Linked DNA regions of Mus musculus: region 2 is linked to region 1. The links are chromatin contacts, found by Hi-C in ENCODE. All regions are on one chromosome and are shown on one strand. The core of a region is the stretch at or near the end of the contact, and the rest is flanking DNA. Distances in the headings are between cores, read along the strand shown. Region 1 holds the start of Otol1 (otolin 1). Region 2 holds the start of Arhgef11 (Rho guanine nucleotide exchange factor (GEF) 11).

What was found. Hi-C counts contacts between places; a loop is a spot of excess contacts on that map.
Region 2: a map of regulatory T cell shows a loop between it and region 1 (39-fold over the local background). The contact joins the promoter of Arhgef11 here to the promoter of Otol1 in region 1. A Hi-C loop is called at or near these places in 3 of 37 maps with a recorded cell type or tissue (T-helper 1 cell, T-helper 17 cell and regulatory T cell).

What each region holds. Positions count from the first base shown.
Region 1 is chr3:70,002,486-70,010,373 of GRCm38, reverse strand. Otol1 (otolin 1) reads right to left here and starts at 2,761. Exons shown (of 5, transcript NM_001018031.2): 1 at 2,641-2,761.
Region 2 is chr3:87,612,786-87,620,673 of GRCm38, reverse strand. Arhgef11 (Rho guanine nucleotide exchange factor (GEF) 11) reads right to left here and starts at 3,115. Exons shown (of 40, transcript NM_001003912.2): 1 at 1,882-3,115. The coding sequence starts at 1,913.

The DNA.
Region 1 (7,888 bases), core at 1,512-4,011:
AATATGGAGTGTAAAAAATAAATTAAAAATAAAATTTTAAAAAGAAAGAACAAAATAAAAACTAGTTAAAAAATAAGTAATTCAGAGAGAGAAAAAAGAGAGAGAGAGATGGCATGCAATAAATGCTTTGTTCTTCAATAATCCAGTTACAAAACTTCTTTTTACAAGAGGGGGAGAGGGAGAGAGAAGACACATATAGATAAAGATAAACATGTACTTTTATATATATTTTTTTAGTCCAGAGTGATTTAAAACAAGTCTAGACCTCAGAAACATAAACACTAGTCAGAAGTTTATTACCAGGAGTATTTCAGTGTTCATAATATGTAAAAATACATATACTGTATATCTCAAACTCTATAAGCTTCCTCTTTACCCATTGGAGTCTGGTGGACCCTTCAGGGCCATTTGCTAAGGTGGGAGGAAGCATATAGAAACACACGACTAAGACGTTGAGACGTTCGTCTAGGCTTGGAAGCTGCAGAGTGGCGCTTCCTGGCTCTGGGTCCCAAAGCGCTCTTTCAAAGCCTCTCATAGGCACTGCAACTCACAAAGCTATTCATGTCCCTGATCCATGTCATTGTGTAGGTTGAAATCTTGGAAGACCCACACAGCAATGCCCTGCACTGTCCTGCCACACTTGTCCTCACACTTAGCACTTTGCTCTACTCCATGACTGGTGATTATAAGACCTCAGAGTGAATAAGGATTCTTCATGGAGCCTGAACCTGGGTTGCCATGTGACTCATGAACCTGGCATCCATTCCGACTAGGAACTAGATGATCTAGTTCAGTGCCTTTTCTAGTTCTAGAGAACTAAGGTACTTTCCCCAGTAAGTTCAGGCTAATCTCACTTGGTGCTAGGGAATTCAATAGTCTCAATACTCTCATTTTGTCACTTCACCCAGGGCTTGTTCCAGGACCTCAGAATCAACTCACAGAAAACTTTGCTTGTGGCACTGGCTTGAGAAGTCCTTTAGAGGTCAAGGGCTCTCCTGGAGGAGTTGACAATTCCGGACTAGCAGATACCTGATAAGTATCAGACTTGGTATCAGCCCAGAGGAGAACAGAAGGGAGCCTGTCCCTGAAAAGCCACCAAGAGGCTAATGCATCACATGAAAAACAGCATCCAGTCCTCTTCAGGACAGCTGTGCTATTTAATACCCCCAAAGACCAAGGACAAAGGATGGCATTGTATAAGCACTGTAACTCAAGCAATTAGCCAGGTAATGGTCTGTGGGGTTCATTATAGCAGAATGTCAATTAAAACACTTGGAAGGAGATTATCTGCAGCACTTAGATTTCAAATCTTATAAGCTACCCTGGTAGGCCTAAATTATAATAAATGTCATAGCGCTACGATAGGTAAATGAAAATAAAGTTTCTTCTCTAATATGGACCTCTGCCTAATGTTTCATAAATCCCAGAAATTGAAAAGAGCAGCCAACTGTCTAGGCTTTATTCCACAATAAAGAAAATGGGATAAACTGTGTTGAGTAGCTTCTTCTTCCCTCCCTTTAGCCTAATTAATTAATACCTGTATATTTCTAGCTAATTGTTTTTTAAACATTCTAAAATATACATGTTAGTTTTATCTTGGACTTCTGTCAAGAGACTTGAAGAATAAGGGATATCTATGGATAAAATATGAATTTTAGGGAAAATTTTTTTCTTAGGAAAGCTTTTAGGCGAGGGTTCTTCTGTAAGCAGCTTCCTGGGTTTATTCTCAGGGATGTAGATTGTGTCCTTTGTCAGTGCAGACCCTATTAGAAAAACTTACCTTGTCAAACTACAAAATAAATGACAGTGTCTTTTATGATCTTTCAAAATGCAAAGAGATGTGAGTATCCAAAGAAAGACCCTAACAATCTTCCCTGAATAATGAAAGGTAGGAAGAACATGATATATAAAGATTTGTTTCTGTCTTATCAATATTCAAATAAAGTTACTGCACAGTTAATTCTTATTCATGAAGTATAAACTTTTTGCAAGATAGAATGAAAATAAATGACCAATATATCCAAAAGTATAACATCCCACTAATTCTATCATAGATAACAATGCATATTGAGGCTTTGGAATTATTCATAAGTTTTCTGTAAAACACCACAAGCATAACATACTTTGAAGCGATGTATTTTTTCCTCACCAGATAATTGTTATGAAGGAAACCTCACTTAGAGCACAACTACATATCGACCTAAGTCACTTTAAATGAAGCTGATCTGAACTATTATGACTTAACAAAAGTTGACTCTTAAGATCTTCATTGCACACCGTCTCTGAAAGAGAATTAGGCATTGCATGCTACCGTGGCCACATGGCTCCATTGTTTTTTCCTTTAGAATTTTCTTTGTCCCCTTCCCTCACAGACATTTACAGATTCAGTAACTTTATAATTACGAATGATTCTATACTCTAATGCACAGACTTCTGCATTTCAAAAATCAATACAAAAAAATAGACTTAATACCAGAGAGGAAAGATGCCTTTTATTAATTGCATACTTTTTACCATTTCTATTCATAGTTTTATTTCCTTGAGGCAAATAATATTAATGGGAACCTTTAAAACCTGAGATCTTATTGCAGAGGGCCTGATGAAAGATAAAATAAATCAATATTTGTAATCATCCCATACCTTATGGGTGTTCCCTTATCGCCAATCCTTCTCCTGGACAGCACTGACAGATTCAATTTCATTTGTCATTAGACAAGGGTCTGATTTCTTTCTTCCGAGGTTTGCCCTTACCCAATGAGAGGTGAGTGCCTGGGTGATAAGGGGGGGTGGTAACTTCCTCTGAATCTAGAGAAAGACTCTGAAATCTGATACCATGCAAATATCCTGAGAATATTCAAATCTTATTTGTTGGCCATTCTTCTTGACTTACTATATGCTGTCTTCCATCCAAGAAACTCCATTTTGTATGGAGTGTGCTTGTTGTCTGTTATAACTTGTTATTTGCGAGGAGGCATCCTCTTCCACTGTTCAAGGGGATTCTATTTCAGCAGAGCAGCCTCGTAGGAGACATTCCCTTGTGCTTGGTCAGCCCGTCACCCTCTGAAAATCAGCAATCCTTGGCCAAGTTCATTTCATTTTTTTTATTAATGTATTTTCAACAATTTCATACATGTACTTAATATATTCTGGTTACACTCTTACCCTGCCATCCCTAATAAGCCACCCACTCCTCCCACCATGTCACTGTCTGACTGCTATATCTTTTTGGTTTTGGTTTTGTTTTGTGATCTACCCTGGGCTTAGACAGGACTGCCCTCATAAGCATCAGTGCGGAATTATCCACCGGCTCATGGGTAACTCAGGAGTGGCTACATCATTAAAAATCAATGCCTTCTCCCTCAGTAGACTAAGAGTTCTAGTAGCTTCCCTCGGCCCCATGTAACCCTCCCTAATCTCTGGCTGAATGTTTGCTGGCTTAGTTTTGTGTAGACCCTATCCCAGCAACTGCAGCTTCTGTCGTTCATAATGCCACACCCATGCCATACCCGTCCTCTCCATTGTCCAACGCTAGCAGTCTTTCCATTCCTTCTTCCACAGTGTCCCCTGAGTCTTCAAAGGGTGGTACATTTAAGGCTGAGTACTCAGCTGTCACTTGTTTTCAGTACTTGGATCAATCATAAGTCTCTGTATTAACAGCCATTATTGCAAAAAGAAGCATCTTAGTTAAAGGCTATGGACGACACCAGTCTATAAGTATAAGAATATTTGCTGGCTGACAACAGGCCAGTTTACCAAAACAAATGGTGCTAGTCCACCATTTGTTTTACAGAAGTGAAACCCTTACTAAGATGATACTGTTATAGTCTAAATTAACAAAGAATCATGGGGGTGGGGGGGAGTGGCGTGTAAATGGACTGAGGGAGTGTCCCAACTGCAGAGATCCGGAAATGGCAATAAGCATTGGGTTGTAAGAGAGACACAGCATGGATCAAAGCAGAGATGTCAGGAAAAAGTAAAACCCTTAAAATGATATATGGTTAGCTATATTAACACATCTAATATTTGAACAAAAGAAGAGGGTGAGGCAGTAATCAAAACACACAGAAGGAGGTACAATGCATCAACCGACCAAGGGACGATCCATCCAGACAGTCCTACAGAGCCTGAGCCAATGGGATTCAAACTCTGGCCCCACAGGGATGTGGACTCCTGATTAGGAGATGCCTGCTGCCAGCTAGTTTAACCAGACGCCATGATCCATTTGCTTTATGTAAATTCTCTCCCTCTCCTTCTCTACTCAAGAACACTTTCCAATTATGTCCTTTGAGAAATTGTGCCTGTAAGACTTTCACTAATTTGATAGACTGATTACTAGCAGTGAGTTACGAAGTGGGTTTCTAATTATCATTTGGCTTCCCTGACAGCTTATCCACTTGGAGGGAACTCTGAGACTATGCTGATCGAACTGCAGCATAGTCATTGGGTTATAATACATTAATGAGGATTGGGAGCGCTATCTATCTCCTTCCTGTGGTATTGTTGAGTTGAGCACTCATGCCTAAGCAGACAAGCTCAAGATTAATCAAGCTACGGAGAATAGACTTGCCTAGCCCAGCTGGCTTCTTGTTTTCCTTTAGCACCCACTACCTTCTGGTGATGAAGGTAGGAGCAAGGCTACTGCAAGTTCATTTTAAAATGCCTGATCAGGTGTCTGGGACAAGCAGTCAGGTCACCATTGAGTCTGAGACTCCTGCAGGCAAATGTCTTCACCTGTAAATAGGGTGGACTTGAGCTGGGTCTTTCTCATTTTATATAGGTAATATACATTTATTTTCTCTGTAAACACATAAATATTACAAGAGTGTCTCAATCACCCTTCCCTTCCCCCACTCTGAATGAACACTGTTATCACATGTGAGTCGTTCCAACCCCTTTTCACGTATTTATACTCTGTCTTCATACCCACATCTACCCATTAGGAAAAGGTACTGATGCTCGCCAGGTGTTTTATAAATAATGCACTGGCCATCTTGTTCTGCAACTTGCTTTCACTAAGCTGCATGTCTTAGAGACTTCTCCACAGCAAAACATTAAGCCTTAGAAAATGCAAATAGAACATCTGCCTTCATCTCTTTAATTGTTGCATAGAATTCTATTAAATGAATGTGTTATACTTTTATTGACTGTCCATCAAGTGAGGGCTATTTAAACTCTTTCCAATTTTTAAACTCAGTAAAGTGTTGACATGACTATTTTCCTGCATTCATTATTGTGCATACAAAGAACTTCCCTGGAACAGCTAGCTCTCTGGATTTAAGCTCACATGTAACCCTGTAGAGAGATCGCTTAAATAAGAATCACAGAAGTGCTTGCTATAAAGGACAAGGGGCTGGAGAGATGGTTCTGCCACCAAGAGCACTCCTTGCTTCCGCAGATGACCTCGGGTAGTTCCCAGCACCCACACGTAGACGCACAGCAGTTTGTAATTCCAGTAGCAGGGGTTTTGTTCTCTCATTTCTTTGTTAGTTTGGGATTTCTGTTTGTTTGTTTGGGTTGGTTTGTTTGGTTTTGTTTGGTTTTGTTTCAGATGTTGGAGTTTTTGGTTTTGCCTCCTTAGTGATCAAACACACACTTGGTACAACACATGCGTGCATGCAAGCAAACACTCCTACACATAGAATAAAAATAAGTAAATCTTTTATTTAAGACAAAGAAGAACAGAAGAATAAAAGAAAAGGCAGCGCTGTTGGCCTCACCTTGGGACCTGAGCCAGAATCCACAGATGTGGCTGCTCAAAGCTCCGAAAGTGTTCTCCAAACTTAGTTATAGAACCATTGTGCTGAATGGCTGGCCCTAGGGTGACGTCATCTCTTAGAAATGTACTAATGGCCAGGCAGTGGTGGTGCACGCCTTTAATCCCTGCACTTGGGAGACAGAAGCAGGCGGATTTCTGAGTTCGAGGCCAGTCTGGTCTACAGAGTGAGTTCCAGGACAGCCAGGGCTATACAGAGAAACATTGTTTCGAAAAACCAAAAAGGAAAAAAGAAAAAGGAAGAGAGGGGGGGTAGAAAAAATAATATACTAATGTTCAAGGCACTGCCCTGAGACCTCACACGTGTATGGGACTGTCGCTTCCATAGTGCAGAGCCAGAACCTGAGCAGGCCTGTTATTCAGCCTGGATTCCAGCTTAAGCTTCTCAGGAGGCCAGCCCTCACTACCAGAAGATTCCTCTATTACCCCACCCTCCCCACCCTCTCACCCTCACCAGCTCTCTGCTGGGACCGCTTCTGCTGAGTTGTCTGCCTAGTGCATGCCGCCCCCTGCTGGAAATCAACCAGCTGCTCCGACCATTCTTTACCTTCTTTCGCTGTATCTGCCTGGAACAGCCGTGGAGCTCAAAGAGAGAAAAAGAGAAACCAAATGAGCAAAGGTCCACTTCCACTGTAGACCTGAAAGGCTACATGAGACTATTAAATATAAACGTGGTAATAACCGCGTTCTATTAGTAGTGGCCTTGTTAATGAATCCTTGTGAGGCAAGTTCCCACTTTATAAGCTAGCAGAACAGATGTGGTTAATTTTCTTTTTTCTTTTCTATTTTTTTCTCAAGCTAACCTGTCAGGGAGGGTTAGATCCAGCATCTAACACTCAAACTCGGATGCGGCTGGTACAAAGCTAAGCTCCCATGGCTCCCTTCTGATTTCCCAAGTGTCTGTGGTTTTTGGGTTTTTCCCCCCCTTTTCCTTCTTTCCAAGTCCCCAGAGGTTCATATACTGAACGTTTCATTTGCGGTGCGGTTGTATTTAGAGAGAGCTTCTAGGCGTATCTACTTAACGAGGATGCAGTTCCTGTGGGTGGGAGTGATGCCCTAAAAGAATTCATAAGAGATGGCTCTCTCGCTCGCTCTCTCGCTCGCTCTCGCTCTCTCCCTCCCTCTCTCTCTGTATCTCTGTCTCTCCTTTTTGTACAAGTAGCAACCTTGAGCAGATGTTTAACAAGTGTGTAGCCCACAGAACTACAGAACTCTTCATCAATTCGCTTGAGAGCACTCAGCAAGTGCCACGCGCTAGGCTGAGTCACATTAGGAATTCATGCCGGCCTGTGATTCTTCACACTCCTTGGCATGCTGGCACTGGATGGATTTATGTACCACTAAACTTAGATAGCTTAAAACACCTCATTGCCTGAGCCCTTGGTAATGCTGATAAAATATATGCGGCTGTACTTATAAATCATTATCTTTACTTACATTTAGTGAAATTGAAAATAATGTTTTCCAAGAAGTTGCTGGACAATTTCAACTCACTGTGCACTGGTAGCGTTTGGCAGTGCTTGGCGATGCTTGGCCGTGCTTGTGTTTTACACCATGTATCTTCACATCGTGATCACCCTTGGTGAAATAGATTGCTTTGTTTAGGTCATTTTTTATGTATTTCCTTTAAAGTGAAATTTTTAACACTTATAGACCTGTTCAAATTTAGTTTGATAAGGAATGTCCTTTCTGTGGATTGGCTGTGTTCCCAGCCGTTCATACACTGAAAGTTTCATTCCGGGTATGGTTGTATTTAGAGAGAGCTTCTACATAACAAGGATGCAGTTCCTGTGGGTGGGAATAATGCCCCCAAAAGAAGGAATAATCAATGATCAGATGACTGTCTCTCTATCTCTCCCTCTCTCCTCTCTCCCCCTTCCTCCCAGCTCTCTCTTGGTGAGTGGCTTTAATAAGAAGCTGTTTGATTCAATATCACCAGCTTTCCAAGCCACTCGTGGTCTCAGACACTTTAACCCACCATCCCCACACTGGGATTTGTATCGGGGACTCCAGAGCAAAAGTCAGCCTTAATCTGTGCCTCTAGCTGACTTACATTGTCCTTGTGATAAGCTATACTCTCTCTATGATGGAAAATCTTGACCTAAAAGCTGGCAT
Region 2 (7,888 bases), core at 1,866-4,365, about 18 Mb before region 1:
AGTACAGGGGGACACTTGACAACTGCCAGAGAGAGCAAAATGGTGCCTTACCCATTCTAAATGGTGAGTCTATAAACCTCTGCAGACAGGATGGGCAACAGGAAGAACAGGGATTCAGAACTGGAACTTAAGATTTTACACTAGATCCTGACACTCCTCAGATAACGCTAAATGGCACTGAACAAACCGGGAATCCACTCAGTCGCCTCATCTGCAAAATGTGAGCAGTGACTTCCGGCTTGTCTACCTCACAGATACATCATAAGGTTCAAGGAAGCAGCGTGCTAAGGAGAGCACTTGGGAGCCTGAGGTCTGTATCTGTGAAGTCATGCAAGCTTCTAGAGGAACATCTCACATTAACCCAGAAGCCCTCACTGCCTCCTTCTCACACCCCTCAATTCCTGGTTCCCATCTGCTCACACCCCTGAACTAACAGAAATTATTCATCACCTCAAATCTTAATTTGAGTATACTAATCCCCCAGGTCTAAGAAGAGGGAGAGAAGGGCAGACATGCAAACCCTTCACCTTCTTACTCTGACAGCTTCAGTTATCCTTTCCCAGGGCCAAATTTCAGAAGACCACAATGGAAAAGGGAAGGGAGATGCCAGCTAGCCACATTGCCTCCGTGGTTGCCCGCTCTTCCCGACTGCAAGGCAGTTCCTTCCCCGCCCCCAACCCCCACTACTAAACAGATCTAACTGGGACCCTGAGACAACACAGAGGTGGTATTTGGGAGACATTATGTTTTAGGCCGCACTCCACAGTCAAAAGGAAATTACTATTAGCATGTATAGCCAAAGGTTAACTGACCCAGAGAGAGCAACTGCTGACTTACAGATAGATAGATAGATAGATAGATAGATAGATAGATAGATAGATAGATAGATAGATAGATAGATAGGTAGACTTCCAGATATTCCTTCCTACCTCACAAATACTAGTTTCCATTGGACTGTTAGTTTCCAACCACCTACCTATCTATCCAGTTAGGACGTATAGAATATCCACAAAACACACCTCCATAGAGGACTTTTAAGGAGGAAGGGTTGAAGAGGGAAAGGGGAAGGGATGGCCAGGCAGACACCTACCAAAGTTGTACTGCAAAGCCAGACCCAGCTCATGGGGGAAGGGGCATCATGTGCTTCCAGCTGATTTCAAGGGCCTAGGAGCCAAAACAACTCCTTCCGGCTTCAAGCAAAGGGAAGGCCTGTTTTGCAGAGTCAAGCTTATTGAGAACAGCTTGGAAGATTAAACCTGGAGCATCAATCAGCCTGTTGGTAGGTCTCAATTTAAACTCTCAACTGGAAGAAGAAATCCTAATGTGGCCTAAACATTTCCGAGCTCTATCAACCACTGGTGACACTGGTGACACTGTCCCAACATTTCAGGCAACAGCATCTTCCTCATTTTAAATGGGAACCACCCTACCTACCACTGTGCCCCACCATTCCATAACTATCAGCCTCATGGAGGCTCCCAGCCCTGTCAGCCGTCCCCCGACCCTCCCCAGATAGCTAAAGCTAGTCCCCACTCAGCCCTGTGGGTTCACATGAGCAGGTTTGGTCCAACCTGATCCCTAGGCTAGCAAGCTGGGGGACTCAGAGTGAGCCTTATACCTGGTGTAAGGTAAAAGCCACAGCAAGCATCACCCCCTCCTCTCAGCCTCACTGCTTACTGGTTAGAAAGGACACACAACTATGGGGTACATTTTGAACATGAACACACACCGAGGGTACAGAAACATATATACTGACACACTGACAGTCCTCATAGACCACAGCCTATCTATCCCACAGCCCAGCCAGGCAAACACAACACTTCCCCCCCAGTCATTTTAATAAGTGTTGGAAAAAAAAAATCCTCAATTATTTAAACATACCTGTCTATACTATGGGGCAACCGTATGCTCATGGTTTCTCCGTGTCTCCACAGTTCTGGAATCCTGTAGTTTCTTTGGGCGTCTTGATCAGGCCTGAGTCCCTTGCAATTTTGAAGGAAGGTGAGAGGAAGGCCTCCCAAGTTGAAGACTGAATCCTTGTTTCTTCCAGCTGTCAGGACCCTGGTAACTGCAGTGCTATTCTGCTTCTATCGGTTAACATGGTCTCCTCCTTCCTTCACCCTTAACCTTCCCCTCCCTCGTCTTAAAAAAGAAAATGAAAAGAAAAAAAGAGAGGAAAAACTATGACCTTCTTAGAAACCAAACTGTTAACCACAAATCTCTTCAAGGTTAGCCCTACGGGCTAAAAACTGAACCACAGAAAGAATCTGACTTCAAAATATCAGTCTTAGTTGCAGACAGATAAAAGCCATCCTTTCAATCCAGTTTCCCCAGCTGTCCTTCTGTTGACAGGGAAGCCTTAAGCTCCAAAGGTTGAAAAAAAAAATCTCTGGTTTCCAAATGCTTAAAATGCCAACAGCAGAATTATTCCAGGGAAGGAAAAACAAAAACAAAACAAAACAAAACAAAAAGGCTGAACAAATCCGAAATGGCACTTGGGAGAAAAATCTTCCAGACGATTTGCACAGTTAAAATAAATAAAACCACACAGCAGTATGTACACAACACGGTCCAGTGCAGCCCTGGGAAGCAAAATTTGCGGATTTCTTTTAAAAATCAAAACAAAACAACCATCTTCTTCTACAGTAAAGGTTTTTGAATTCTGAAATGAACCAATTGTGCAGACACACACACAACAATCACAAAACACCTGAAGCGCAATGCTTTCTACCTTCAAAACGGTAGCATTGGCCAAACCCCCAGGAAATCTTAAACCTTCTTTTCCCTTTCGACTTGCAGGTTCCTCCACCTAACCCAGCCTCAGATCGGCCTTTTTCTCAGACAATTTCCTCAGTCAGCTCTGTGTGCTCCAGCACGTCCAGGCTCCGAAAGTCTCTCTCGCCGCAGCGCTCTGGAGCGGTAGTCCCGCTTCCCCCTCGCCCGCCGATCGTGTCCGGCGACCCGCTCCTAGTATTGTTGCGGCTCGGTTAGGGCCAGGGCGCCCTCCACAGCGGCGCGGAGAGCCCGGGCCGCGGCCTCGGCCTCCGTGCCCACCCGCCCGCCAGCCACAGCCTCCCCGCTCGGCCGCTCCCGGCGTCCGCGTCGCGGCCGCTGCGCTTCCGGCCCCGCCCCCGCGCGCGCTCGCTCGCTAAGGCCAAGCCCGCTGCCGCCGGCCGGCTCCGCCCCACCCCCGCTCCGCCCCGCCCCGCCACCGCCCCGCCTCGCCCCGCCTCGCCACAGCCCCGCCACGGCGGACTCCGCTCGCCCGGGCCGGCCGCTGGCTCCTCCTTGGCGCCGCCCGCCCTTTCACAGCCCCGCGCGCCCCCGGTCCGCGCGCTGCGGCCTAGCTGCTCCCGGTGCTGCTGTCCCAGAGACTCGACCTTTGTTTCCGCAGTGTCCGCTGGCCGCGCCTCTGTCTGCGCTCTCGCTGCGGTCCCGTCCTCCTCTGCCCGTTTTCACTCATTTGTCGCGCTCCTTTCCAAGTTACCAGGAACCCTCTTAGCTGTGCCCTCGCCCCTCTGAGCACCCACCGTCTCTCCCCTCGCGGCTGTACTCGATTTAGCTTGGGTATCTTGTATGGCTCTGCCTTTTAATTTCAATGCAAAAGCCTTTGCAGGGCAATGTTATTTCGATGACACACACCCCCTTCGTGAAATCACGGTTTCTAAATCTCTTCAAGTAACTGTCGGAAGTCAGAAGTAAAGATTGAAGTAAAAAGGAGACTTTTCCAGTACAGGTTGATGAATACACTTTGTTATTTTGTGTGTGTGTGTGTGTAATATGTGACTTCCTGGTGAGACCAGACATCTGTTAACATTAGATAGTGCACCAACAGTTTTACTGAAGCCTGTTCTCAACAGCCAGTGGATTTATTGGGGTTACTTCTAGGAGTACAAACCCCTAAAGGCAGAGGCACCAGCAAAAACCCATCTCCGCATGGATGAGGACGGTGGACTACTGACCTCTACCACTAGAGCTATTGGAGTTGATATTGTTTCTATAACCGTGGGGAGCAGCACTGTGACTCTTGAAACAACTTCTTGAAATTTCTGAGTGCTTGCCATCTGAACCTTAACAATTGCTGCGCTCTTCCACAGGTGTGCTTGTGGAGCCCAGAGGACAAGTGTGGGTGGCATTCTTCCTCAAATGCCAAACAACCTCACCCCTTCTCTGGAGCCTGGTCTCTCTCCACAGCCCCAGCTTGCTGAGTAGGCCAAGAATGGCTGGTGAGTAAGTGCCACCCTCTTACCCTTCTCAGCATTGTGAGAGCAAGTTCACAGCCACCCAAACTCAGCCTCTTTATGTGTGTTCTAGGGGGTTGCTGGGTAGCAGTTTCCACTCAGAACCTTCTCTCTTGGAGAGAAATCCTATAAGACATAGGATATGAAAAGGGAAGCGAAACATATTTTTTAGGCAAAATGTTCGAAGGAGAGGTAAAACATGCTATCCCGTGGAGAAGCTCCTTCAGACAGGAAGTACAAACTCAAAACAGCTTCAGAAGGTTCCTGAAACTGACTAGATTCACTAGACCCCTCCCTCCCCAAGCATATGTAATCAATAAGAACGATTTAGAATCATCCTCAGACAATCCAACTTTAAGACCAGCTAAGCAGCCTGGAAGAGGCTCAGAACAACTGAGCTACCTACCTAGAGAGAACACTACAGTATGGTGAGCTGCTGTAGAGTGTGCAGTGTGCTCCAGGTTTCCAGCTTTGGTGGGATGCTCTTTGGGGATGCTACTGTCTTTAAGTCATTTCTGTTCCTATAAGAAAGACCCTACCCACGTTTCTGTAAGCAGCCCTAATAAGACTCATTGGTTCCCCAAATTGGACTGTGGTGGTCTCTATACTGTGTTCTGCTCTTAGTCCCTTTCTGGAGTGGGTAGATACTTGGTTACATCTTCTCAGGAAATGTCTGTCACACAGTAGGGTTGAACTTGTACTTGCCATGCATGTTTTTACTAAGCCTTATCTCCAGATGCTTGTATCTTTGTTTTGAGATAGTGTTTTCACTAAGTATCTCAGGCTGCCCACAATCTCTGAGCAGTCACATATGGGATTTATTAGACTGGTTTACTGGTTGTGGTCCAACAGTAGCTGTCTTACCAATGGAGGGCCAAAATAAGAATCCAGTAGCCATTCAGTCCACAAGGCGGGATGTCTCAGATGGTCTTCACTATATACCAGAATCCTGAAGAAGTAAGCTCTAATGCCAGTGGAGAAATGGATTTACCAGCAAGAGTAAGATCAAGCAGGCAGAGAGAGAAAGCTTCCTTCTTCCATGTCCTTTATATAGGCTGCTACTAGAAGATATGACCCAGATTAAAGGTGGATCTTTCAACTTCAAAAGATCCAGATTAAAAGTGGGTCTTCCTACTTCAAATGACTTTATTAAGAAAAAATATATATATATCTCAGGCCAGGCGTGGTAGGATGCTTCTTTAATCTTAGTGCTCAGGAGGCAGAGGCAGGTGGATCTCTGTGAAACAGGTACCAGGACAATCAGAGCTACACAGAGAAACCCTGTCTCAAAAACACAAAACAACAAAAACAAAGAAAGAAAAGGAGGAGGAAGAAGAAGAGGAGGAGGAAGAGAAGAAGAAGGAGAAAAAGGAGAAGGAGGAGGAGAAGAAAGAAGAAAGAAGAAAGAAGAAGGAGGAGGAGGAGGAGGAAAGGAAGGAAGGAAGGAAAGAAGGAAGGAAGGAAGGAAGGAAGAAAGAAAGAGAGAAAGAAAGAAAGAAAGAAAGAAAGAAAGAAAGAAAGAAAGAAAGAAAGAAAGAAAAAGGAAGAGGAGGAAGGTCCTTCATAGATGTACCAGGCCACCTGGGTTTTAGTTAATTCCAGGTGTAGTCAAGTCGACAACCAAGAATAGCCATCACAAGTTCACTCCTTGTCAACTTGACACACAATCTTATCTCCTTAAGTCAGGCTTAATTTCTAAATGAAAACAATAACTAGGTCATAATTACATCTAACATGATAAAAACTATCCTACATACAATTAATTACAAATGCATTATATATTTAAACCATAATTATACCTAACATGATATAACTATACTCCATACACAAACGCATTGCAAATTTTAGAATAGATGGCATTATCTCTTTTAGTATCTCAAACTTAAATATTATAAACACTGATACTCTCTTCATTGATGTTACATCATATGATAAAGAAATCGAGGAACAAAAACCACAAATGTATGTACAAACACATGCTTAGCCAGGCGTGGTGGTGCACGCCTTTAATCCCGGCACTTGGGAGGCAGAGGCAGGTGGATTTCTGAGTTCGAGGCCAGTCTAGTCTACAGAGTGAGTTCCAGGACAGCCAGGGTTATAAAGAGAAAGCTATTTGTTATATCAATATCTGCATACAACATACTAGACCATGGTCCAGGAGATGCGTTAATCTTCTCAATTAAGGACACTACATTGGAACAGCATAGGAGCCACTACTTGAGTTTTTGATAGTCAGCTGTCATTCTCCATGATCCATCTGTCTTCTGCACTAATCAGATAGGAGAGTTAGTGGGAGATGTGATGGAAGCCACAACCCCTGCATCTTTCAAGTCCTTGATGGTTGCACCATTTTCTGCAGTTTCTCAAGGAATGCAATACTGCTTTGGATTCACTATTTTCCCTGGTACAGACAATTCTAAAGGCTTCCATTTAGCTTTTTCAACCATAGATAGCCTTTCCAAAACTCACTCTACAAGTCAGAATGTGAGAATTCTGCCAATTTCTAAGTATGTCCAAATATGTATTCTAGGATTGAGGAAATAACCATGGGATGAGTTCAGGGACCCAGGGAACCTACTTTGAGTCAGATTTCAACCAAAACTCCATAAATCACCTGGCCTCTATAAGCCCTAACTTTAACTGATGGACCACATTGTTTCTTGGGATGTCCTGGAATCAGAATCAATTCAGAACCAGTATCCAATAGACCCTGGAAAGTCTGATTGTTTCTTTTCCCCCCAGTTTACAGCTATCCTTGTAAAAGGCTGTATTTTTCTATGGAAGGAGAAAGCCTAACAGTACAACTTTTAGGTACTTTATCAAGGTCCTTCCTAAGGAGAACCTGGCTGGCCCTTCATTCAAATCTGCAAACTGACTCAAGTCTGGAAACTGATCCACAGGTTGATTTCTTTCTGCCACAATCCAATGTAGTCTTTCTTTCATTTGCTTTTGGTTTTGTATGCTGTTTTTTTTTTCCTGCTTGTATAGTTCAAACAAAAATGCAGTATGCTCTTTATCTGTTTCATATCTGAAAATACCATGGCTGATTAGCCAGTACCAAAGGTTCATTTAAGTCAAGCCACCATAAACATCACTTTGCCTGTGCTGCCCATTATGAGTTAGGCTATGATGGAGATCTCTTTGCCTGTGCTTCCCATTATGGCAAGTATGCTCACCTTGCCTTTGGCCAGTCAGTGCTGTTACCTTGGCCAGTGCTACTTCCAGGCCCAATGAACCCTTTGCGTTTAATTCATCCAACAGAGCAGCAGTATCTCCAACCCTAAAGTCTGGCACAAAGAAAGGGTGACAATGGAGCTCTTCAAATGTTCTGGGGCCCTTCCCACCACTTTGTCTCATATGATTAATGAAGGGCATGTCTTCTCAGCCTGCCATAGTGGAGGACTATGTTTTACACTGTGCATCTACTCTAGCACTGCAATTCCCTTGAGCCTTAAGATCCCTTCATCAACACTCAGCCAAGGGACATCAAGCACCTCCTGGTCCTTTTCAGCCATCTTTTGACAAATGCTTCAGCCAACTATTCAAACTTTTGACACCTCCCCCTCTTTTTTTTTTTTAAACAGTGTAAGCCTCCATTTTAAACCTAGAATCTCCACCCATATCAATAACCTCATTCTGATCCAGTG